Linked DNA regions of Mus musculus: all the other regions are linked to region 1. The links are chromatin loops, found by intact Hi-C in ENCODE. Cell type or tissue: left cerebral cortex. All regions are shown on one strand. Region 1 holds the start of Zfp946 (zinc finger protein 946). Region 2 has its middle 83 kb from the start of Zfp947. Region 3 overlaps Zfp213 (zinc finger protein 213). Region 4 holds the start of Zfp994 (zinc finger protein 994). Region 5 holds the start of Gm41543 (a long non-coding RNA gene).

Evidence for each region. Peaks named below come from ENCODE experiments on the same cell type or tissue, not always from the same donor. Only the 100,000 strongest peaks of a DNase experiment are listed, where the experiment ranks them.
Region 2: a loop joins it to region 1, with 6 times the contacts of the local background. A loop is called at or near these places in 23 of 42 quality-filtered maps.
Region 3: it touches region 1 in a loop (4-fold over the local background); 5 of 42 quality-filtered maps call a loop at or near these places.
Region 4: it touches region 1 in a loop (2.3-fold over the local background); 10 of 42 quality-filtered maps call a loop at or near these places.
Region 5: it touches region 1 in a loop (4-fold over the local background); 3 of 42 quality-filtered maps call a loop at or near these places.

What each region holds. Positions count from the first base shown.
Region 1 is chr17:22,421,591-22,426,590 of GRCm38, reverse strand. It overlaps Zfp946 (zinc finger protein 946), which reads right to left and starts at 2,389. Exons shown (of 7, transcript NM_198003.3): 1 at 2,162-2,389. In left cerebral cortex, no CTCF peak of the experiment used is centred here; DNase peaks (open chromatin) are centred at 1,624 and 2,405; H3K4me3 peaks cover 1,847 bases; H3K27ac peaks cover 1,191 bases.
Region 2 is chr17:22,080,381-22,085,380 of GRCm38, reverse strand. No RefSeq gene overlaps it. Among named protein-coding and RNA genes, the nearest start is that of Zfp947, 83 kb to the left of the region's middle. In left cerebral cortex, a CTCF peak has its summit at 1,994 (motif pointing left); DNase peaks (open chromatin) are centred at 1,978, 2,748, 3,400 and 4,134; H3K4me3 peaks cover 1,275 bases; H3K27ac peaks cover 1,078 bases.
Region 3 is chr17:23,557,598-23,562,597 of GRCm38, reverse strand. It overlaps Zfp213 (zinc finger protein 213), which reads left to right. Exons shown (of 6, transcript NM_001033496.3): 2 at 938-1,452; 3 at 2,496-2,613; 4 at 2,894-2,964; 5 at 3,050-3,215; 6 at 4,286-5,000. The coding sequence starts at 1,054. The coding sequence ends at 4,938. The region is part of intron 1 of 6330415G19Rik (RIKEN cDNA 6330415G19 gene); the gene reads right to left. Among named protein-coding and RNA genes, the nearest start is that of Zfp213, 4.1 kb to the left of the region's middle. In left cerebral cortex, a CTCF peak has its summit at 2,635; a DNase peak (open chromatin) is centred at 2,640.
Region 4 is chr17:22,223,319-22,228,318 of GRCm38, reverse strand. It overlaps Zfp994 (zinc finger protein 994), which reads left to right and starts at 2,705. Exons shown (of 5, transcript NM_001205095.1): 1 at 2,705-2,780; 2 at 4,225-4,308. In left cerebral cortex, a CTCF peak has its summit at 2,411; a DNase peak (open chromatin) is centred at 2,629; H3K4me3 peaks cover 1,351 bases; H3K27ac peaks cover 318 bases.
Region 5 is chr17:23,538,043-23,543,042 of GRCm38, reverse strand. Gm41543 (a long non-coding RNA gene) reads left to right here and starts at 4,370. Exons shown (of 2, transcript XR_876659.3): 1 at 4,370-4,595; 2 at 4,852-5,000. It overlaps n-TPcgg1 (a tRNA gene), which reads right to left and starts at 2,128; the gene lies at 2,057-2,128. In left cerebral cortex, no CTCF peak of the experiment used is centred here; DNase peaks (open chromatin) are centred at 521, 1,416, 2,036 and 4,314; H3K4me3 peaks cover 790 bases; H3K27ac peaks cover 753 bases.

The sequences.
Region 1 (5,000 bases):
CCTGAAGAGGTCTCTTCCACTCAGATTCAGACAGCTTGCCTTACAGCTGCAGCTGCCAGGCTGGCTTTGGACCTACTCTGCACAGCCTCCCCACATGATTTCTGACAGCCTAGACCTGAACTAGTAGGACACTGCACCCAGATATCTGAACCTCATAGTAAAGTCTCAAGAAATCAAGTCTCTCAGCCCATTCAACCCTACTGCTGAATTCATCCTGGGCTTTCATCACTAGATAGTGATACTGTGGTAGTGCTAAGTCAGGAACGATTTTGTCTTCTGGGAATCACGTAAAGGGAGCTCTACTATGGGAAACAGAAAGTCCTTTTTGAAAACTCAGTGGTTTATGGAGAAGCTGGTGGCTATCTAAGATGCAGAAATAAGCAGTGTTATTTGGCTCTGTCTTAAAGAATTCAGTTGTACAGTGCTCACAAACAAATAGAAAGTGAACAACTCTATTGTACTAAAAAATGGGTTAAGATGGAAGTAAGAAAGAAACTAAACCTAGACAACAAGAAATAATCTTACTCAGGGCTGAAATCAATTATATAGAAATATAGAAACAATACAACTAATCAATGAAACAAAGAGTTTGTTCTTTGACAAAATCAACAAGATCAACAAACCCTTATCCAAACTAACTATAAGGGTGAGAGAAAAGATCTAAATTAACAAAATCAGAAACAAAAATGTGGCATAACAACAGACCCAGAGGAAAACCAGAGAATCATAAAGCACATTTAAAATGTCTACTCCACATAATTGATAAAAATCTAAAAGAAATGGATAATTTAAGTAATAGCTTCCATATTCTAAAGTGAAATCAACATCAGATAAACAAATAGACCAATTTAACCCCTCGTAAAACAGATGCAGTCCTTAAAAGTCTCACAACAACAATCTTTTGATTTTTGTGCATTAATTTGGTCTTCAGTTATTTTGGGGAAAGTTTTCTCTCAGTTGTAGAAGTTCCCTGGTGGAATTTTTTGGGTCACCTATATATACTGTCATATCATTTACAAATAAGATTTTTACTTTTTCCTCTGTAATCCAATGTTTATTTTCTTTATTTCCTTCAGCGGTCTTCTTGTGCTAGCTAAGAATTCAAGTTTCATATTGAATAGACATCGTGGAGAAAGTGAATGGCCTAGTTTGTTCCTGATTTTATTGCAATTGCTTTGAATTTCTCTTCATTTAATTTGATATTGGCTGTAGGCTTCCTGTAAACGGACCCATTTCTCAATGCTTTACTTACATCCTAAACTGCATACATCTCAGATGAATAATTCATGGGCAATAAAAAGTATGCTTAATAAATGTTAATGTTTACTGCAATAACTGTAGTGCTCCATACGGTCTACTTTCTAGTAACCTCCCCCCAGCCTGAAGCAGGCTAAGCCAGACCTTGAACTTGCTGCCACTAAGGAGATTACCTTGGGTAGAGCCTTCCTACCTAGATCACTCTATTGTTCAGCCACTGCTGCTACCAGCTGGGACGGAGACTATTCCTGCAGCTGGTTCCAGGCTCCAAGGATGAACTGGCGGGAATGGGCCTCCCCCACCCCCACCACACCCCCCCCCCCCTTTATAAGCGCATTTGCCATTAAACATTTGAGCTTTGATCAGGAATCTTGACTTAGCTCCATTTTTCTCTCCACCGCCTAGTTCCCCTCTCTTTTCAGCCCCAGCTTGGCTTCCAGGTGAAATCCGGTTCATGTGAGCCGCGGTCGGCTTCCAACACTTCCTGGTTCAAAAAAAAATCTGTACCGTTTCCTCATATGACAATTATATACAAAGCTCTTGGAGGATACCTATTAACCAGAGCCAAAGGCGTTCTCTTGAATAAGCAATTAGTAAAACGAGGCAGTTAGAAAGCATGAATGAATTTACATTCCAGGAACTGTTACAATAACTAACAGCATATAATAATGCAACTGCTCTACCAGATATTTTATGGGTAATTTTATGACTGAATATTCTGGTAAATGTACGATGAATGAAAAAAATCACGATAAATCCCAGTTCACAGGATCTCAAACTTCCTGACAACCGTAAGATATCCACAACAGAATTGGGAGAGCAGCGTCCAGGGAAACCATCCCCCCCCCCCCCCTTACCCCCACCTCGGCTCCCGCCCGTTTTCCAGCCCCGCAGCGCCTCTGACCTGGGAGGTTCCAGGGCCGCGGGGCTGCGGTGTCCGCCGCTGCACAGCTGACGGCTGACTCTTCCAGGCCCGAGTTTTCCCTAGGTCCAGAAATAACCAGGACAGGAAAACCAGCCCCCGGTTAGAGAACAAGTTGTTCACTTAAGTACCTAAGGGAATGGTGAATTTTCCTATCTGACTTGATCTTTGGAGCTGCTCTCCTAGACCCGCCCACTACGGCCCCGGTTCCGGTCACGTGGTTCCCCCCAAACACTTCAAGCCAGGCGCTTTCTTTTCCGTAATTACTTTCCTAGACCCTCTGGTTTTTTCTTTTTGCTGGCCCCCTCCCCGCCCGACAAGTACCCACGCCCCAGGGAGGTTCCGGCCCCTCCCACTCAGTCTCAAGCAGCCTGCTACAAAGCTCCAGCAGCCAGGCTGCCCTAGACCTGCTCTGCACAGCCTCCGATATGCTTTCACACCAGAACAGGATAAGTAAGGACGCTGCACCCCAATATCTGAGTCCCAATTGAGTTCTGAACCCCTCAGATAAAAGATGGGCAGCCTAACTAAGAAGTTAAGATACAAGCCTTCTGAGCTTTTAAAAACGCTCAGCAAATGGCAACCAATACCCACAATTCTGATTTCTTTCCTTCCATTCCCTACACAAAATACTAAAAGTAAGTAAAAAAGCCTGGCTTCTTCCCAAAGCCAGTCTTAAAACATGTGAAATACAAGAAAGACTAATCATATGAAAATGTGGATAAAAACGTATGGGACAGATAATAATAAGAGGAGAGCTGTGCAAGCTCACGGGGGAGCTGCAGGGGTAAAGGACACTTGGTAGAAACTGCAAGTGGTAGAACAGGGCACTTGGAAAGCATGAATAAAGTTAAACTCCAGGAGCATTGTCCTGGCCACAATAGCAAAGAGACTAGGTAATGCAAATACTTTTCCCGAATATTTCTCTGTAAATAGCATAGCAACCATAATATGAATGAAAACATCAGCATAAGACCCAATTTGTGTAAGTGAAAATATAATGATAGCACAACAGAATCTTGATAGCCAGGAAAAAATAAAATGTGGTGAGTTTGCATTATTTAAAATTTCAAGCACAGGGGATTCATGGTCAGGATCAGGATGGTAAGGAAAATGAACATAGAAATGAATGGATTTTCAAGGGGAAGGACATTTGTGCCTAGCACATCACTTTATCACTCTGGTCTGTAAGATACAGGCTGGAATTTGGATAAAGAATGTGTTGAATATGTAGACTGCTTTTGGTAGAATAGCCATTCTACTTCCTAATTGTCTTCTTCAATTTCCTTTCTTCAAAGACTTGAAGTTGTATCATACAGGTCATATACTGGTTTGGTTAAAGTTAACACCAACATACTCTTTTTTTTTTTTTTTTTTTTTTTTGAGGCTATTGTGAAAGGTGTTGCTTTCCTAATTTTTTCCCTTAGTCCCTTTGTCATTTGTATATAGGAAACCTATTGATTTAATAGCTTTAATTTTGTATTCAGCTACTTTGGGGAAAGTGTGTTTGAGTTATAGAGTTGCCTGGTGGAAATTCTTGGGTCACAAGTATACTATAATATCATTTGCAAATAAGGGTATTTGACTTCTTCCTTTTCAATCTACTGTGTATCTTTTTGTATCTCTCTCAGTAGTCTTAACTGCTTTAGCTAAGACTTCAATTATTTTATTAAATAGATATGGAAAGTGTGGATATTCTTGGCTTGTTCCTGATTTTAGTGGAAGTGCTTTGAGTTTCTCTTCATTTAACTTAATCCTGGTTCCAGGATTAAGGCAGACTGTAACCTGCCTTCATTATGTTTAGATGTGTCTCATATCTTTTATCTCTACAGGACTTTTATGGAGAAGGGATATTCAATTTTGTCAAAGACCTTTTTTGCATGGAATGAGATGATCATGTCTTTTTGCAATATTGTATAGTGGTTTATATTTGTTGATTTTTGTACATTGAACTACCCCTTCAAAGCCTATTTGATCATGTTTGGTGATATTTTTGATGTGATCTTGGAATCTCTCTGCAAGTATTTTATGAGTATTTTTGCATGTATGTTCAAATGAACGAGCATTTGTGCCTGACACATCACTTTATCACTCTTGTCTTTAACATACAGGCTGACAAATGTTGTCAAGTCTATCAGCAACAAATCAAATATTCTTGCACCAGTGAGAGATGCTGTTTTTCAATTTCAGCAGTATTGTTTATTGCAAATGAATGTGTTCCGTGACATAATCCTTTCCATATCTTCAATTGAAAACAAAAAAACAGAACTGCAGCTTCAAATTCATGGAGATTAAGAGGGTATTCTGGGAAGGCATGAATAAACCAGGGTTTTATATGTTTCTTCTATGAAATCCACGATGCATGGCTTTTATAAAATCTGGAATTGACACTTCCTCAAATGCACAGCTACTTATGAACAGACATTTTTCTACATTTCTGAGCCTTCCATTCAAAGGTCACTATCACTTGTTTCAACATGAATTGTTTAAAGTAAGAAAAGCTCAAATAGCTATGTGTGCTGTTCAGAAAGTAGGACTCTAGTTTGTCGACCTCAGAATTCTAGTCTATATTTACTAAGGATATTCTCTCTGAGACAGAGATTTTCTCATCTCCCAGGTCTATCCTGCTTTTTCCATATCTCTGTGCTAGAACCATGTGAATCTATTTTCCAGCTGTCTTCCCCTAGCACAGAGGCTTAGAAAATACAATATTCATGAACAGTTGGACATACACTAATGTCAGCAGAGCATGGAATGATATTTTTAAAGGCTTGAAAGAAAATAAATGTCAACTGTAGCATTATATCCAGAAAAAAAAAAA
Region 2 (5,000 bases), 340 kb after region 1:
TCTACTGTGAATCATCTCATGATTAGCCTATTACACACATTACTGACTTTCTGTGTAATAATTAATACAAACAGAAAGTATACTTTATTTGACTGCATGTGTATGATGATATCCTTATTCCATTTGTATCACTTTTTTGGTGTACATATCAATAATATCTAAATTTAATTACCTTCATTTAAGCATTATTGTCTCAAGTTTTCTTTCCTAATCTTTTAACTTTGAAGGGTTCAGTAGCTCCTTTATAATCATTTCCTTTTGTGGTCAGTTTCCCTTTTACTGATACAATGCTAGCAGGACCTTGATAAGGATTGTTTAGTATATCTACAGAATGGGAAACTGTGTGTCTTATCTTACCATTGATTTCTCCTGTTGTTTATTAATGGTTTCAACTGAAATAATTTTGATTTTGAAATCTGGTTTAATATTTTGAAGGTCTAGAATGGTCTGTGCTTTCTCAAAATTCTACCTATAGTCGGGATTACCTTGTTCATAAACACATTGCTTTGAATCTTTACAAATCAGAAACCTTGTCAGTGTTTCCGTGTTTGAAAGAGAACATGCTACCCTTGTGTCATGTCATGTCTGTAATTTGTTTTGATATGCTGTTACTGTTAAGTACCTACCAATCAGTGAGTATTTATTTATCAGTTCAGGAATGTACAGGAAGAAGTTATTTCATACAAAACCGCCTGTGATAGTTGAAACTTATGTGAATTCTTTGCTGTTTCCTTATTGAAGAATCTGTACACTGACTTGCATGGTGAATGCAGGAAGTTTGATCCCTACTGACTCTATGTTCCTCAGCTTTTTCTTTTTCTTTTCCTGAAAGATAAATTACTAGAGAACCTTGAGTGCAGACATTGACTATCAGAAATGAGATTCTTCATGCACATTAATTGAGAATGTTGTTTATTATTAAAAATGTGTAACATGGAGATTCCAGACAGAAGATTGACTTCATAATAAATCTCAAAATATGAGCCAACTATGATGAATAGTGCTCACATACGAGCTGTCACATGTTCTTGACTGTCAGATATCATTCGTCAGCATCTGTCATTTCATTATGTTTTTTGTAAAAGAAAAACTTAGGTTGATATTGAGCAAATGTGGAGACAAATGCATTAAACAGGAGAAAGAATTTCCATCTGTGATTGGAAGGGTGAATGCTCAGACTTTAACTCTAATGTGTGTGTGTGGGTGCAGCAGGTGCATAGACAGCATCAGGAAACCTGATATCAATAGGGTACCTGTGAGATCCTGGAACTCTGGACCCTCTTCCCAATTGGGTTGACAGTTTTTGAACAGGTAATGGCAGAAGGCAACTGCAGAAACTAAGTCAATTCTACTCCTTTCATCTATTTTTTTAAATTTAACTAAGTATATGTATTTTTAAAAATTTATATGTCTGACCATGTTTGAGCAGTTCCTTACTGGATCCTTTTAGCTTGTAAATGGTATCACAGCTGAAGGATAGATTCCTTCCCTTTTTTAAACAAATTCAAAGGAAAAAAAACCACATGATCATCTCATTAGATGCTAAAAAAGCATTTAACAAAATGCAACACCCGATTCATGTTAAAGGTCTTGGAAAGCTCAGTAATTCAAGGCCCGTTCCTAAAAGTAATAAAAGCAATATACAGCAAAGCAATAGCCAACATCAGACTAAATGGAGAGAAACTTGAAGCTGCCAAACTTTTTAATGTGTCTCTGTCACATCACTTCTGTGTGATTGTCTTTCCTGAGCTGGCACTCACCCTGGCACTGTAAGAAATTGTCCTTGGTACTCCATGAATTCTATCTCACTGTTCTTTGATTTAAGTCTCTACAGCAGTTAATTAAGGAATAATTAAGAGCAGGTTACGTGGCTCGGCTGTTAAGAGTGCTTTTCTTCCAGTTTCCAGGTTCTGTTCCCTGTGTTTGCCTGGAAACTTTATATCTATCCATAATTCAGACTCCATCTCTCTTCTGCCACCTAGAGGCTGTGTGCATGAACTGCACAGACCAAGGAGGAGGCAAAAATACTCAACTTAAAATAATAAACCTTATTTAAGAAAAGAAACAAAACGATCTGGAGGTATTGAAAACTGTCAAGATAACAGTAAAGGAAGGAACATAGAGTTGTCACTCCTCTTGTGGGACTGAATATGGAGCCTGGATACGGAACAGGATTGCTGACAGACCCCCTCATGTCAGCATTGGAAGAGTTAAGAGTGGTCCCTGTGTGTGATAAATAAAGTTGCTTTTGTACCTGGACTCCAGAGTGGCAAATATCTCATGTCGATTGTAATGAGGCAAAGCTTTATCATATGGATGATGTAGATAGGTATGTAGCAGTACGTTTTATCAGGATCCATCCTAATTTCAGGGTAATTTATCCAACCAGAAAGTCTTCTCTTACTTAAAAGTTGTCTTGGGACTATTATGCTGGTGAGCCTACTTTGCTGGACATGTTTGTTTTGCAGCACTAACTAGCATTCAGCATCTGAGGACAGCAGCTGATGACTTGTTTGCCCAGTAGCTTACAAGGCCCTGTTAGCAATTTGAATTCTACACCAGCATGTCCATGACTTTCTTAGACAATGAATGCCGGAAAATGCATCTCCGTTAGTAGAATATGTTGGATTAAGGGTTCTGTTTTAATTCTGTCCTACCCAGCAACCTCTTCCATGTTTTTCATATGCAAAGTGCATTGAAACCAAACACATTGAGTGAAATTCTCACTGTCACACTCACTCCAGTGTGTGTGGGACCTAGGCAGCTCCATGGTTCTGAACAGAGGAGGACGTGGTCATGTGTCTCATAGATTTGTGAAAAGTCCCAACAGTGCCACATAGTACCTCTGGGCAAGACCCTCTCTTAATCACCTTTCCCATCCCTTGTTACATTTTCATCCTATTCATCCCACTCATGTTTCATGTATGTTTTGAAGCAGGTTTTGTATTGGTAGCAAGGCTGTCATGTATCCATAATTACAACTGTGCTGGTATATGACAGTATGGATTTCCATAACCCTTCCTCCAGCTTTTACCACCTTTCACCCCCCCCCCCCCACACACACACATCATTCATTATACTCAGTAGTCTCTCAAATGACAATTTTTTGTTGCAAACTATGTTTGTATGATTTATTAGGCTTTCAAGCAGCACCAGGCTATGGTGTAAGTAGAATCATTTCAAGGCAATTCCAGTATATATATATAATCAGGGATAGGTTCTGTCTTGGGCCTGTGATCTTTCCAGTCATTACCTTTTGGCTGGTTTCTAATACCAGCTATGCATTTCCTTTGTGGCTGACCTCAGACCAAACCAGAAAGTCTTCTCTTACTTAAAAGTTGTCTTGGGACTGTTGTGCTGGTGAGCCTACTTTGCTGGACATGTTTGTTTTGCAGCACTAGCTAGCATTCAGTATCTGAGGACAATAGCTCATGAGTTGTTTGCCCAGTAGCTTACAAGGCCCTGTTAGCAATTTGAATTCTACACCACAATGAGTGGTCTGCTGATTTCTCAGCATATTCTCCAGCAATGTATAAAACCAAGTGATATTTTCTTGTAGTTTTATATAGCTTATTAAGAGTATTATCAGAATGGAGCTTTCTTGTGAAATGTTTATAGTTTTTGAATTGAATAATCATGTTTCCCAAATTATGTAATTTGGGAAAAACTGCATCCTTGTTTTCTCTTCTTCTTCTTCTTTTTTTTTTTTTTTTTTTTTTTTTTTTTTTTGGCATATGAAGAGCAATTTTATTGGCGGGGACATTCACAGACACATTTAAGCATCGTTTGCATACGCATTCATGAATACATACGTATATATGAACGGGGAGGGACTACAGGGATGGCGGTTCCATCTTCGCGGTCACATGCGACCCTCCTCTCTCCCAAAGGCGGCCTTTTCAAGGCCTTCTCCTTGCACCTTGGGGTGTCCGTCCGGCGGGGCGGGGTTGGTGGGGGTCGCAGAGACACCTTGACCACCGCATCCACATCTGTGTGCGTGCGTGCATGCGTTGGCGGCTGTGACCTCGCTCCGTGGCTGTGGGCGGTGGCAGTGACCTCACTCTGCGGCTGCGGTGAACGGTCACAGTTCTGCAGCGGGGAACACCGGCGGGCCTCAAGTCACGCGGCGGCGGCGGGGGGAACCGGGGACCCCGGAAACAGCTGCGGGCCGAGGAAGCCCCGTCTGTGCGCGGCAGAGCCTGTCATGGCAGCAGAGCCCGCCCGCTTCTCCCGTGCAGGGCCCGGGAAGGCTGCGTACGCGGCGGTAGAGGCACAAGGAGGCAGAGGGACCTCAGCAGGGCCATGTGCGGGCGGCGGAGGCCGGGTCCCCCCGCAGGGGAGACGGCGGCGAACCGGGAAAGTCCGCGGAGCTGTGAGCACATCCCTTGTTTTCTTTTTTGGTTCATGGAAAATGTTCTAAGTGTTACTTGCTCTTTGTAAGCACTCATACACTGTTATGAGTTAGTGTGAAGCTATTGCACGTCCTTTTCTTTCTTCTGAATACAGTGGAATGATGGAGACTGTGTTCAAATTATGTAACGATTAGTTAGAATGTTGACTATATCTTGATTATGCTGAGGTATATTCCTTCTGTTCTCATATTCTTCAGTGCTTTCATAGTGAACCCGTGTGACATTTTGCCCCAGACGTTTTATGGATGTGTTGACAGGGTGGTGTGTCTTCCCTCACTGGTTTACATATTTTGTGCTTTGAATTATTTGTGTTGTGGATCTTGAAACAGTCTTACATTGTTGGTATGAAATCAACTCGTTCCCTTTCTGTATCCATTAAAGAGAATCTGCTTGTTAATGTAAATCCTTGCAACTACTCTATAACTTTTTCCTTTGTAATTTGTTTTTGTTCATCTGTTTTTTTAAGTCAAGGTAAAGTCAGCTTTGTGTGATGACTGTCTTAACACCCTCTTTCTTTCATTATTCTGCATATTCTGGAATATCCCCTGTTTAAGATTATTACAGGGTTTCTAAAAGAATTGGAGATTT
Region 3 (5,000 bases), 1.1 Mb before region 1:
AATTTTAAGACCTCTGCTTGTTTGGGTCAACCCTGCTTGCTCAGGCCCAAAGATTTATTTATTATTGTACATAAGTACACTGTAGCTGTCTTCAGATGTACCAGAAAAAGGTGTCAGATCTCATTATGGGTGGTTGTGAGACACCATGTGGTTGCTGGGATTTGAACTCAGAACCTCCGGAAGAGCAGTCAGTGTGCTTACTCACTGAGCTGTCTCGCCAGCCCCCAAGTATTTTACCTGCATAGGTGTAGTGTACTATCTGTAGAACTTTTGCCTGAGGAAGTCAGAAGAGGGGGCTTGGCCCCCTGGAACTAGAGTTACAGATAGTTGTGAACCGCCATGTGGGTGCTGCAAACCAAACTTGGTTCCTCTGTAAGAGCAGTAAGTGCTCTTAACCTCTGAGCTATCTCTGCAGCCCGCTAGCTTCAGACTTTCCATGTAGCTGAAGATGACCCTGAATTTCTAATCCTTCTTTGAACATCTGAGTGCTGGGATTACAAATATGTACCATCTCACCCAGTTCCAGGTAGTGGTGGGGATCATTTAAGCTAGGCAAGCAGTCTAACAACTGAGCTACACATGCAGCTAGCTCAAGGAATCTTTACAGACTGCACAGACATGCTTATTTTTGCATGGAAAGTTACTATACATGAAGGTAAAAACAAGCTCATATTAACAGATGGAGTACTGCTTCCAAATGAGGGACATTAGGTTTTGCTGTCAAATGGGCCATGAAAAGCCCAGATTTGGGATGTCAGATGTGGTGATGAAGGATTGTGGGTCGGTATTACCAATACACAGTTACAAAGAGCACACAGTTGCAGTAAAGCATAAAGAGGCTTCAGAGGCACAGAGTGGGTGCCAGAGTCCCCCAACTTTCCTGCAGATTGGTGTATTCCGATCTCCTTCAAATACTGTTCTTTTACTATTTCCATAGGCAAGTGTGTCCTGATGCCAACCCACTCGTCACAGAGAATCCCTCTAGGACACTGAAAGGCTCAGCTCTGGAGCCTCAAGCTAAGGCTGACCAGCCCTGAGCCTTAGGCCAGGGGCATGGCATCCCTCCAGGAGCTCCAAGACCCTGCTCCCGGGGAGGAGGAAGGACTCATGATTGTGAAGGTGGAAGACTGCTCCTGGGAACAGGAGCCTGTCCAGCCGGTGGACAGCCGGGATTCCGAAGCCTGCCGCCAGCGGTTCCGACAGTTCTGCTTCAGGGATGCGGGTGGACCACACGAAGCCTTCAGCCAGCTGTGGGAGCTCTGTTGCCGCTGGCTGCGGCCTGAGCTGCACAGCAAGGAGCAGATCCTGGAATTGCTGGTGCTGGAGCAGTTCCTGGCTGTGCTACCAGGGGAGATCCAAGCCCAGCTTCAGAGACAGCACCTTGGGAGCGGTGAGGAAGCTGTCGCTTTGGTGGAAGACATACAGAATCAGTCGTTGAAAGCCTGGCCACAGGTGAGGGAGGGAGCCCTTCCACGTTTGGAGCCTGAAGAATAGAGACCATCTTCATGGAGATGAGTCTCCACAGGGCCCAGAGGGCAGGGGAAAGCCACCAAGTCTAGAGAAGCACAAACAAAATTCCCAATGTAGTCTTCAGTAAAGAGTCAGGTAAAGCCATGCTTCTCATGACTTTATTGGATTTAAAGTCGTTATGGTCCAGAAATGTGGCTTTTGCTGTCGTTGTATGTTTGTTGGTTTTGAGACAGGTTTTCTCTGTGTAGCCCCTGGCTGTCCTGGAGCTTGCTCCGTAAACCAGGCTGACTCACAGAGATCCATCTGCCTCTGCCTCCCAAGTGAGTCCAGAAAGGTTTTAGCTCTACACAACTACTGTGGTTAATCTATAGGGATACAGTATTACACATCAGAGCTCCAGAGGGGTATAAGGAAACAGAACTGTCTAAGGGTAGCCTGCTGTCTTGTGTTCCAGACACTGGCAGATATGCAGATGGTGTACCAGTGCAGCTAGGCTGTGGGATTCTCCCATGGCAGGAGGACCACCCCTGCTCCATTTCTCCCTTGCTAAGGAGCTATAATTCTGGCCTTTTAGTGACTGGTTCTTGTTTCTTTTCTTTTTTTTTATTTTTTAAAGATTTTATGTATGTATGTATTTATTTATTATATGATGAATACACTGTAGCTGTCTTCAGACACACCACAAGAGGGCATCAGATCCCATTACAGATGGTTGTGAGCCACCATGTGGTTGCTGGTGATTGAACTCAGGACCTCTGGAAGAGCAGAGGTCAGTGCTCTTAACGGCTAAGCCATCTCTCTAGCCCTGGTTCTCGTCTCTTGATCATGAAGTGTCCTTGGGTACAAAACACTGCCTGGTATCTCATTCTTTTCTGGACTTTCTGGGCTTCCATTTGGTCCCTACCCCTCCCCAACCCTTAGGCTCCTAAGGGCTGTGTCCCAGAACTCCTTCCCAGGATTAAGTTGTGTCATCCCTGACCTCCAGGCTGGTCTCTGCTAATGGGCGCGTTATGGTTTCTGCGCAGGATGAGCTCTCAGAGGCGGAGCCGAAGGCAGCAGTCCAGGGACTCCAAGCCACAGGGTCTCCCCAGAAGACAGGGGTCCAGAAGCAACTCCCTGCACTCCAAGGGCAGCGCAGCCATGGTGAGTGTGACTCTTCAGTCAGCAGTGTGGCCACACAGGGGCGCTATTCCTCCTCTAGAATTGCCCCAGAGTGACAGGCAGCAGAAGCTCAGTCACACAAGTACCCGCGCGACTGCATCTGACCGGGGTGGGGGTGGGGTGGGGGGAGTGGGGGTGGGTGTGGGTGGGAGTGGGTGGGGGGTGTGGGTGTGGGGGTGTGTGTGCACCTGCAAGTGTAGATGAAGCCATCCGTCTCAGCCCTTGACTTTAGCCTGTATGAAGCTCTGTTCTTTTCCTTCAGCCCAGCTCCCTGTTCTTAAAGAGCGACAGACAGGAGAGGTGTTGGATGGCTGCTTTGACTCTGCAGTTGATGTGAGTTAACAGTCCTTTATTCTCCCAGAGGGCTTGGTGCTGTTGACTGTATAATTTGACCCCTCCTGTCCTCACTCCCACACAGCTGCCTGGGAGACCCGAGCTGGGTCGTATCTCCCCATTCCAAAAATCTGGGTCATTGGGAGACATCCCTTTCTATTGTTCCCGAGAAGAATGGAGCTCCCTGGACCCTGCTCAGAGGAACCTCTTCTGGAACATCAAGAGAAAGAACTCGAGGGATGCTGCCCTTGGTAAGCAGGTCCATCGGGCCCCTCGCTCAGCTGCAATCTGGCTTTGCTTCCCTGGTCAGGTTCTAAAGCTAGCCCTTCCCAAGTCTCCTCAGCCCTCCTGTGATGTTGTGATGTTGAAGTTTCTGTCTCAGTTGTGTGACCAGTTGGTCCATGCCCTCCATGTGCCAGCTCTGGGCCAGCTCCGTGCTGAGGGCTTGCACGGGCATTTTCTCAGTCAAATCTCAGGCTGGCATATTTGCCCCCAGATAAACTCTGGCATTCAGTGAGATCGATGGATCATGTCAGCCACAGAAATGCTAAAAAACAAGAGCCCTTGTTGTACCCCACTATGTGAAGCCTCACCAAGTCAGGCCCTTTCCCAGTATCCCCTGGTCTCATCTTACTTAACTGGCAGCAGTCTGAGTGCTTTGGGGTTCCTCCCCGCTCAAGGCTGCTGTGAGTCGTCTGCGAGGGGACTACAGTAGCTACACAGTCTGATGCCTTCTGTGTACAGAGTCAAGCCAGCTGTGCTTAGTGGACTGGGAGCGTGCTGTTGGCTTTAACTGTGGAGAGTGGGTACTGGCCACAGGGAGAGAACAGGCAGAGAGAGGGTCTGAGAACAGGCAGTGAGCTGATCCTCCTGCACATACCTCTGCAGGAGGATCAGCTCACTGGTGACCCCTGGTGACCTCGAGGCTCCCTCAAAACTGCTCGTTTGCTGCCTTCCATCATCTTCCCATTAAGAGCACTTTTGAAATAAAATTGCATTTTAATATTTTCCTTTGTGTACAATGCAGAGAAGGACATGTGTGGAGGTCGAAAGGATGGTTTTCTAGGCTTGGTTCTACCATGGAGGTTGGGGGTGGGCTCAGGCTTGGTCATTAGGCTTGTTGGCAAGTGACTTTACCCACTGAGGCCATCTTGCTTGCCTATCATCCAATAATTTTGTAAATGTGAAGACCTAGACTTTTTGTGAGCCACAGCAGCCTGAACCTCAAAGCCAGGGAGATGTCCCTACGTCACATTTCTTCAGATCTCTTCCCGAACCAGAATCAAGGAGGACTAAACAGAGGCTTCACCCCTTCTTGCAGGTTTGAGACCCAAAAGCCAAAAGCCCCCTGCAGAGGAGGCAGCGACAGCATTGTTGGGACAGACTGAAGTGCCTATGTCCTGGAATCCCGAGGAGGCTGAGACCGAGGTCTGGGAGAGCGAGAACCCAATGAGGACAGCCCTGGACCCGCTGGTGGGAGCGCGTCGGGGGCGGCCGCCCACTCACAGGCGCCAGTTTCAGAACTTATTGGCGGAGAAGCCCCACAGCTGCGCGCAGTGCGGGAAGCGCTTCCGCTGGGGTTCAGACCTCGCCAGGCACCAGCGCACACACACCGGGGAGAAGCCACACAAGTGCCCTGAATGCGACAAGAGCTTCCGCAGCTCTTCTGACCTAGTGCGCCACCAGGGCGTGCACACGGGCGAGAAGCCCTTCTCCTGTTCCGAATGTGGCAAGAGCTTTAGCCGGAGCGCCTACCTGGCTGACCACCAGCGCATCCACACGGGCGAGAAGCCCTTCAGCTGCAGCGAGTGTGGCAAGAGCTTCGCACTGCGCTCCTACCTGCTAGACCACAGGCGTGTGCACACGGGTGAGCGGCCATTCGGCTGTGGGGAGTGTGACAAGAGTTTCAAGCAGCGTGCACACCTCATTGCGCACCAGAGCTTACACTCAAAGATGGCCCAACCTGTGGGGTGAGCCGATGGTGGGACCTGAGCAGCACCCCCCACCTGCCCGTACCCCGGCCCTCCAGGGGGACA
Region 4 (5,000 bases), 200 kb after region 1:
GAATTCCAGAACCTTATAAATATACATGCAAAAATACTCATAATATACTGACAAGAATAAATAAAAAGTATCACTAAACACAGTCAAGCTGACTGTGTCTGAGAGATGAAGGGATAGTTTAAAATACAAGAATCAATAAAAATAGTCCACCATACTGAAAAAAGAACCGAAGAAAAAAAGGCATGTTCATCTCTTAACATGCAGAAATGGCCTTTGCCAAAATAGAACACCCCTTCTCCATAAATGTCCTGTAAATATAAAAGATTCAGGAGACTTAACTGAACATAATAAAGGCAGATTACACCAACCTTAGAACCAAGATCAAATTAAATGAAAAGAAACTCAAACAATTCCAGTAAAATCTCTATTTAACATAGTACTTGAAGTCTTAGCTAGAGCAGTATGACAGCTGAAGGAGATTAATAAGACACAATTTGGATGGCAAAGAAAGAATTAAAAATACCCTATTTATAATTGATATGATAGTATACATAAGTGACCCAAGAATTTCCACCAAGAAACTCCTATAACTCATAAACACCTTCCTCAAAGTAGTTAAATACAAAATTAATGCACAAAAATCAATAGCCTTCCATTATACAAATGACAAACTGAATAAAGAAAAAAATCAGGAAAACAACACCTTTCACAGTAGCCTCAAAAATATATAAAGTATGTTGATGTTAACTCTATGCTGTTGAGGCTCTGTGTTTTGCTCATATTGTAATGCTAAATAGTGGCCCAAGGCCTGGTTGCCTCCTAGGGATCAGAGATTCTGCAGGTACTCAAGTGATACACTTCATCCTTGCCCCCAAAGTGATCACTGATTGGTGAATAAAGATGCCTACAGCTAAGAGATGGGCAGAAGAGAAAGAGACTTGGTGGGGAGGTGTGTCAGAGAAGAACCCTGGGGAGAAAGAAGGTGGAAGTAGAGGAAGCCACCATGGGCTAAGAGTCTTAGAACAATGGCCATGTTGACTGGCCAATTGGAGTTCAAAGCAGCCCTGATGAAACATGGCAAAATATAGTGGGATTAATAGTTGGGAAATAGACACAGTAATAGCACAGATGATATATACATTCCTAGTTCTAGCACTGATAAAGGCATATTATGAAGATTGTGTATGTCTTTTACCTTGGAAGTGAATGATCAAAACCTGGGTAGAAACAACAGTTGAGATTATATGTTTTCCACAACACATTGCAAACAATTGTAAGACTTCTATGATAAAAGGTTCAAGTTTTTGAAGACAGAAATTAAAGAATATACTAGACTGTGGAAAGATCTCCCATGCTTGTGGATGAGGAGGCTTCACATAGTAAAATTGGCCATCCTACCAACAGAAATCTATATATTCAATGCATTCCTTACCCAAGTACCAGATTCTGAGCTACAGACCAGAGTGATAAAATGAATGCCCTTTCCCGTGAGAATTCAAGTATTACCATGTCCATTTTCCTTACCATTCTGATCCCGAATCCATGAATCCCATCTGCATGGAATTTTAAGTAGTATAAACTCAGATCAGAAGGCATTTTATTTTTCCTGGCTATCAAAATTCTGTTGTACTATCACTGTATTTTTGCTTACAGGAACTGGGGCTGACGCTGGTGTTTTCATTCATGTTATGATTGTCAGACAATTTATAGGAAAATATTTGTGCAAACTATTTGCATTATCTATTTTCTTTGCTATTGTGGCCATGACAAATATCTTGGAGTTTAACTTTATCAGTGCTTTCCACTACCCTGTTATACAGCTTTTGTTTCTACAGAGTGACCTTTGTCCCTGGAGCTCCCCAGAGAGCTTGCAGAGCACCCTCCCATCATTCTCTGTCCCATCTGTCTTTATCCACATTTTCATCTCAGTGGTCCCTCTTATACTTCATGTATGCTTTGATACATGGTTTGGAAGGAAGCCAAACTTTGTGAGTCATTTTTAGTATTGTGTGTTGGGGTGCAACATAAGAAATTGGAATTTATCTCTTAAACTCTTGTCTCCCTTGCCTCTACCTCCCTAGTGCCTCTCCCTGCCCTCCATTCCTTTCCACCCTCTTTCCAGGAGGGCATGGCCAGCCTCCACTTACCTACTCTCTCCTTCTGTCTTTCTCTGCCTCTACTACTCTCTTAACTCCCATCCGCATGCCCTAAATAAACTCTATTCTATACTTTAAAAAAAAAAAGAAAAGGAATTTAACGCCTAGGTTATATTTTGCTGTGCGATTGTAGCCGAGGAGGCTAGCGTCCCAAGCTAAGAAGTTGGGCTGCCTATTTATTATCTGAGGGTTTCAGAACTACCTCTCAGATGTCAGAGTGCAGCATCATACAGAACCAGTTTTTCCTAGTCTGTCAGCAAGCAGCAGGGAGGTTGTGCAGAGCAGGTCCACAGGTGGAGCTGTGAGGCAGGAAGCCAATGACTGAGTGGGAGGGAATGGAATCCCCGGGGCAGGGATAAAGGCAAGACCAGGACATTGACCAGACAGGAAAAAAAGTATTAAAAATTAAGGTTGAGAAAGCGCTTGCTCACAAAGTGTTTGGGGGAACCACGTGACCCTAAGTATGGTTTATTGGGCGGGTCTAGGAGAACAGCTCCTAAGATCCAGGCCGGAGTGACAGGAACTTCCACCAATCAACTTTCTACCTTTCGGTTTCTGCGTCCTAGCTGTCTCTGGACCCGGAAAAGTCTCCTCAGAAGCATTTCCGTGGCGGAGGGCCTGGGGAGGCGGCAGTCGGCAGTGCAACTGTTGGCACAGCAGCCCGGCGGCCCCGAAAGGTCCCAGGTTAGAGGCGCTGCGGGGCTGGGAAACGGGAGGGAGCGGAGCAGCGGGGTGTTTTCCTCAGCTGCTCTTAAGGACGCCGCTCTCACAGTTCTGTCATTGGTTTCTTACCACTGACCGGAAGTTTCAGATCCTGTGACCTGGGATTTATCGTGATTCTTTAAAAATGTATTTTACAATTACTGGAATATTCAGTCATAAAATCACTGGTAAACCAGAACACCCTCCCCGCCCCAACCTAAGCTCCCTGGGACTAAACCACCAACCAAAGAGTAGACATGCAGGGACCCATGGCTCCAGCTGCACACTTAGCAGGAAATGGCCTTATTGGTCATCACTGGGAGGGGGAGCCCCTTGGTCCTGTAGAGGCTCAATGACCCAGGGTAGGGGAATGCTAGGGCGCTGAGGTAGAAGTGAGTGGGTAGGTGGGGGAGCACACTCATAGAGGCAGGGGGATAGTGGGTTTGTGGAGGAGAAACTTGGAAAGGGGATAATATTTGAAATGTAAAAAAAAAAAAAAAAAAAAAAAAAAAAAAAAAACCAATAAAAACACGAAGAAAAAAAAACTTGTTATAGAGCGGTTGCATTATCTATTTCCTAATATGACAATTACAAAGATAGTGGAAAGTAAATTTGTTCTTGCTTTCTTGCCTTGTTTTACTAATTGCTTGTTCAAGAGAATGCCTTTGGCCCGGTTAATAGGCATCCACAGAGAGCTTTGCATATAATATTATATGAGGAAACAGTGCCCATTTATTGAACCAAAAATATAGTTTATCGAGCCCTACTGTTATGGGTGTAAACACTAATATTTACTAAGCAGACTTTTTAGTGGCCATGAACTTTTTAATCAGAATTGTATGCAGTTTAGGATGTAAGTAAAACATTCAGAAATATGTCTTCATATGCTGAGTTCTTATGTTACTCCTTGGGTCCAGGCAAGCCCAATATTGCAGTCTCTTAAACCAGACTATAGATTAAAATAAAGTTTTAGAAAACATCTTTTGAATAATTATGATCACTTCCCTGTATCAGAAAATTGTCTCTTTGGTTGAAGGAAAGCACTTTGCCCTCACATAGGTGGCCAAGCTGTTGTTTTTTACTTTAGGGTTTGTTATCATTCAGTGCTGTGTCTGTGGACTTCTAGTAGGAGAAATGGGAATTCCTAGACCCTGCAGACAGGGCTTTTGGCAGAGATCTCTTTTGGACAGTGCAGCAGTCTGGTTTCTGTTAATGACAATAGTTTTCCTGAAGTCTCCCTAGCTCTTCCTCAGAGTTCAAGGGAGAATGACTGTTCATGTGTCTGAGCCTACATGCTTAGAGGAAAAGAGACATTTTTATTTCTGATATTTTCTCTCTCCTTCATGTTTATCCTTTTTTAGGCATCCTTTATTTTTGTTCCATGAAAAGTTCTGGGTGCTTTCTGAAGACTCTTTCCCTTGTGCAGGTATCACACTCATCAGGTAGTTCAGCTCACCTGTGAAACTGAGAACCCTGGATGGTGAAGAGAGGAAACTAGCAAAGGATCCAGGTATGTTAGAGAGAATGAAGAAGGGATGGGGAGGGGCTCAAGTCCCAGTACAAAGAGGACATGAGATTTGTTTTGCCAGATTCTATTTCATTCTAAATATTTCTAGATAATTGCAGTGAGAATAACATCAGAATATTCCCACTGTAATTTTTAGAAGACCTTTTATGGAAGAATTAATTCACAGAGGCACATGTAATTTAATTGGTTTGTATGTGAGGGATATTGTCCCCCTCCCATTCACATCCCTAATCATATCTTTTTACCAGTATTAAATATTTTCTTTGTTACAATTTTAATGTATTGTTTAGTCAGAACACTTGATGCCTGTTAGTTTTTTTTTCTGCTCATGGAGTTTTGGAGCATTGTGTAGTTCCTTTCAGTTGTTCTATCTTTTATGGTTAATTTCTCAGTTCCCTAAAATAATGCCAGCAAGATTTTGATAAGATTTGTTTAGAAACTTTGCATAGTATTAAACTCTGTCTATATTACCTTCCCACTGATACCTGCTGTAGTCTGTCTTCTTGTTGGTTTTGCAAGATTTGCATTGCTATAATTTTAATATACTTTGAAATCACCCTTGGGTTTGATACTTCTCTCATATATTTAAAATTTTTTGTGGTTTCTCATTTTATAAATTTTTGGAATGATTTGTCTATATTTAAAAATGTCTCTGTGATTTTGGTATTTTACAT
Region 5 (5,000 bases), 1.1 Mb before region 1:
CAATAGACTCAGTCAGAGGGGACTCACACTGTCATAACTGGAGTTACGGAACAATGCTCACAAAGCAGCTACTTTCTGAGTCTGTATGCTCACGAGTGACAGACACCCTGGCTGCACAAGCCCAAGTACCCATTGCCTGACTGATCACTTTATTTGATGGTAAAATTGAGACAGATAAATGAGCTCTAACTACCCCTAGGATATTGGGCAGCTATTTGGTACTGTTAAAGCCCTGTTTTGTTTGTTTGTTTGGTTTTTTTTTGTTTTATTTTTAAATCACAGCGAATGTTTCTTTCTTTTTTTAAAATTTAAGTGCCGTTTTTGATGTTCTTTTTTTTTTTCTTCTATGAATAAGCAAAGACATTGGTGGTTGGGGCAATTTGAATTCTTAATTGGCAGCTCCCAGACTTTCCTTGCTGCCCCTAACTTCCTTGAGAGAAAGGACTGTGCCAGTCAGATCGGCAGCCAAACTGCCCCCACACCAGCTCTGCTTGCCTGTAACACGCGCCAAAAGCCTTAGGACAATCACACAGCGCACATTGTTTCAGTTTGCAAGGGCATGGCTTCAGCCTGGACAGTTTCTGTTTGCACCAGTCTTTTTGCACAAGCCTGGGAGGCCTCTCGGTGATTCTGCAAGCATCTTCATCCAGGACAGAAAGGGAGGAAACACATTTCTTGTAATCTAGCAGAGGGACCACTGTGATTAGCGCTAAAGAGAAAATGTTGTGATCGGTTTAAAGGCAAGCATTCATTTGCATGTGAGGTGTGCTTTGATTGGTGTAAACCCTCCTTTCCTGGTCAGGTGTTCCAGCTCCTTTGGATCATCCTGCTGCGAAATTTTCTCCTAATGTGGTTTCTCAGCCGGCCCGTCTTGTCTTGCGTACTTTAGTAGTGCAGAGTGAGCTGTGACCATGCAGAGACTGTAGAGCAGCGGTAGGTGCTTCCCCATTGGTGGGAACTGGTGGGTGCTGGGGGCTGCTCTTGACCCCACACACTGCCCTCAGACCCAGAGAGCTATAAAAGCTGCCAAATACCAGCCCTTGATTTTCTCCTTGCCTTCCCATAATTAATATTTGGGTAACAAAAAGGAGCCAGTCAGAGACTTCATACCTCCTCGAGTGCTATAGCCAATTAATGGTTGCTGGGATGGGGAGGTCACGCTCCACACTCATGCAAGCAGCCCTATTAAAACTCAGTGGGCTACAAACCAAAAAAACCCAAACTAAGAAGCATGCAAGCAAAACAACAGACACGAAAATAGGAGAGAGGCTCTTTCGGGAATAAGTGGGAACCAGCTGGAGTGGGTGGAAAATGGAGGAGTGAGATGACCAACATACGTTATATAAATGCATGAAATTGTCAAAGAATGAATTTTAAAGGGACGCCCACTAGATAGCAGGTGGGTGATGAAATTGTGGCCACCTGCTGGGTTTTGGGTTTGGTCTAGAGGCCTCTCATAGGCCTAGAGGAGACCCATCCTTTAAGAACCATTGCAGGGAGATACGCCTTGTTCTCCTTATTTTCACTAACCTACACTCCTTCACATGGACTTCATTGGCTAAAAACAGTTCTCGAGTTTCCTGTCCCTGGAAAAGATGTGATCGCTTGAAAGCGAAGCTTCTACCTTTCAGAGCAGTTGCCCTTGAGTGCCTATCCAGATTTCTGACCTCAGTGCGTCAAACACTGGTCTCCTAGCGGCTGCTCAGCTCGCACCTTGGTAGATCTAAGCCCGCGTGCACTCCTCCAGTCCATGTGGCTGAGTTCCTCACTAGATGGTCCTGCGCTCTTTTTGTTTTCCACTTGGAATTTTCTCCACCAAGAGAGAAAAGAACAATAACGTCTCTATGACTTCTTGGCCAGAGGCTTGTTATACAGCTCGGTTAGCTCAGTCGGTAGAGCATGAGACTCTTATTCTCAGGGTTGTGGGTTTGAGTCTCCCGTTAGGCGTCATTGTTTTGCCATCGGGGATTGCCACATAAACAGAGAAACATTCCTTAACTAGTTAGAATTCTAAAAATAACGGAAATAAAAACACTGGGAAACTGGACCCCATTCAGGGCTCGTCCGGGATTTGAACCCGGGACCTCTCGCACCCGAAGCGAGAATCATACCCCTAGACCAACGAGCCACACAACTGCTACTTCCCTACATTTCCTTAAATGCTTGTATTCATTCCCAAATGAGTAGCGCTCTGCCCCTAGCAAGAGCTCTCGAGTGGGGATAAAAATTTGGGAGTTTACCACAGAGCCGGCTCCAAAGTAGCCTGTACTTCGGGAGAGAAGCTACACTTTGGGAAGTCCTTGCCTGGCGGCTGAGACTGCTGTTGAGGCTGTGTCTGTGACTAGAGAGCAAGATGGAGGCAAGGAACAGCCATTAAATAAGCCTCCCCACTAACTCTTCCCAAACAGGGCCAAACAGCCCCACTGGTCGCGCGAGAATGGGGGACGCAGTTACAGTTCAGCCAGTTGGCTAATGTATAGGATTCACGCCTCACTCCCCTGGAGTCTGGTTCCATTGGTCTCAGCCATAACATTTTGTCTGCATCTGGAAGGTTTGGCCCCAGGGTACGATCTCTATGGGCAAGTCGATGGGAATACTATGGGAATACTAAAAGGCCCCTTAGAAGGAGCTGAATTATCTGACAACTCTGATCAAAGAAAGCAGATACCCAACTGGCACGTGGTGGCCTAGCCAGCACAGTGGGTGGAGCCTGGGACCTGGCCCACTGGAGTGCCACTGTGAATTCTTGCCCCACTCTGGATTCCAACACCATTGGGCTGGTTTGCCCCTGCATACTGAGAAGTTGCCTGGAGGGACTCAGTGACAGAAACCTGTTGCTCTGCCCCCTTAATAGGAAAGAAAAGCTGAGGGAGTTTCTCCAGCATTTGACCCTCTTACACTCTAACTAAACAAGACTCCTAGACTAGGCCAAGGAGCCCATACACACCCTTGCTTCTCGTCCACTTTTGGTTGTCCTTGTGCCTGGCTCCACAGTCTGGACGCAACTCCCTATGAGGTCTCATTCTGAGAAAGGTTGATTCGGTTGAGGTCTGATCAAACAGAATTGGGTGGAGGGATCCCACAATTCAATAGTGTGGGAGTCTCAGTTCTGTACTAGGCTGTAGCCGGGTGGGAAGTGGGTAGTAGGTTCCTTCTAGAGGTTCCCAGCGCAGCAGTGGAGCAGAACCGCAAGAGCCCAGGCTCTGGACTTCTAAACTGTCCACCCTTTCTGCTAACCTGAACTGTCTTGTATGTATTGGACAAGACCTCTTGCCTGTGTGGTGGTCAGCTTGGTTCTCCTAGAACTTTAGTTCAGGGTCCCTGCAACCTAGACTGATCCCCAGCCTTGGCTTCCACAGTGCAAGGATGACAAATATGCAGTTTGGGGGTCTTGAAACTCTTCCCAGCTCACAAGGAACCTCCTTTTGGCGAACCTCCAGTTCAAAGCTTGGTTATTTCTCACCTAATCCACTTAGGAGCAGTCTGGGATTGTACACTTGTAGCAGGGTGTCTTCTTTGGGGCTAGCTCAGGGAATAGAACAAGAATCTGTCTCAAAGATGAGAGAAACAGAGCTATTGATATCTAGGATTCCATTTCTTTTTCTTGCCACACGACCCCAAAACCAAACCAAACTGCCGCCGCCACTGCCACCACCACCAGAAGCCCTCCATGTTTTTGAGGGTAGTGCAGGCTGGCTTCAAACTCACTGTGGAGTCAGAGATGACCTTGAACTCCTAATCCACATTACCTCACATCTCAAGTATTGCTATTTTAGGTTTTTCTTGTCACGCCTGGCTAAAACTCTATTTTAAGGACTTTAAATCTATGTAGCCAAGTTATAAGTTTTTGGCTTGTCAGTTTTGTATTTTGTTTTGATTGGCATTTATCATTTAAAAATGAATGCTGTCTGCACTTCCCTTTGTGATCTCTAACGTCAGTACCCTGCCTAGAATGTCTTCTACTCTAATGACAGGTAACCCCATCTGTATTCTGTCAGGCATTTAGAGAATGAAAATTTTGCCAGCTCATCATCAACTTGGTTTATGTCGCTGGACTAGCTTCCGCTTTGGAAATCCCATAGCGGCTGTGAACCGGTGAATCCTTACGGTTCTTGTGCACAGTGATAATGACTAACCTAAGAATTGAGAATAAAAGTAAACAGTGACTTTAGCTCATTCAGAGAGAGGGGAGGGGAAACAATGCTGGGTCATTGGTCTATGGGCATGATTCTCTCTTTGGGTGAGAGAGGTCCCGGGTTCAAATCCCGGATGAGCCCAGTACCAAGGCGTTTTTGACTTTTTGCAACTTCACCTTACCGTTTCTTTCTGTAACAGCAGAAGGAGGAGGAGCAGATTCGGGGAGCGGACCTATAAAGCTTCTGAAAGCAGAGAGAAGAGAAACGCGGACTTTAGCAGATAGAATTTAGATTGGACTCCTAGACCTCAGGCACATCATAACAGAGACAACTAGCGCGAGGGAAGGGATGCACTTTCAACCCAGATTTCTTGGATATTAGGAGGTTAAGTGAGGATGGACCACCCGTCTCCGCACTCTGGGCGTGGCCCTGTTTTCTCAAGGCAACCTCCTTCATCTGGTGAGAGAGAGCACAGCAACTGCCCCCAGTGCGGGAGCGGGAGCGGGAGGGACATTGGTGGCCTGATGCATGAGTTGTTGCCCTTAAATCAAACTCTTTTCCTTTCTTTTTCTTCTCCCCTCCCCTCCCACCTCTCCTTTTCTTTTCTTTCTTTCGAGATATAATCCATCTATGCAACCTTGTCTGTCCTGAAATTCGCTGTGTGGATAAGGATGGCATCGAAGATTAAAGGTGTGAGCCTTCTTGATTTTGACAGGGATGGGCAGATGGAATACAAAAATGGAAGAAGTGGCGAGGGGCTTGGTAAAGCTGGCACTCACCTGACATTTACTGAGCTCTGGCGCTGCTGCGTGGCAAGGACCCTCCACGCAGCCACCCCTTGACTCCTAGGGACTCCGTCTAATC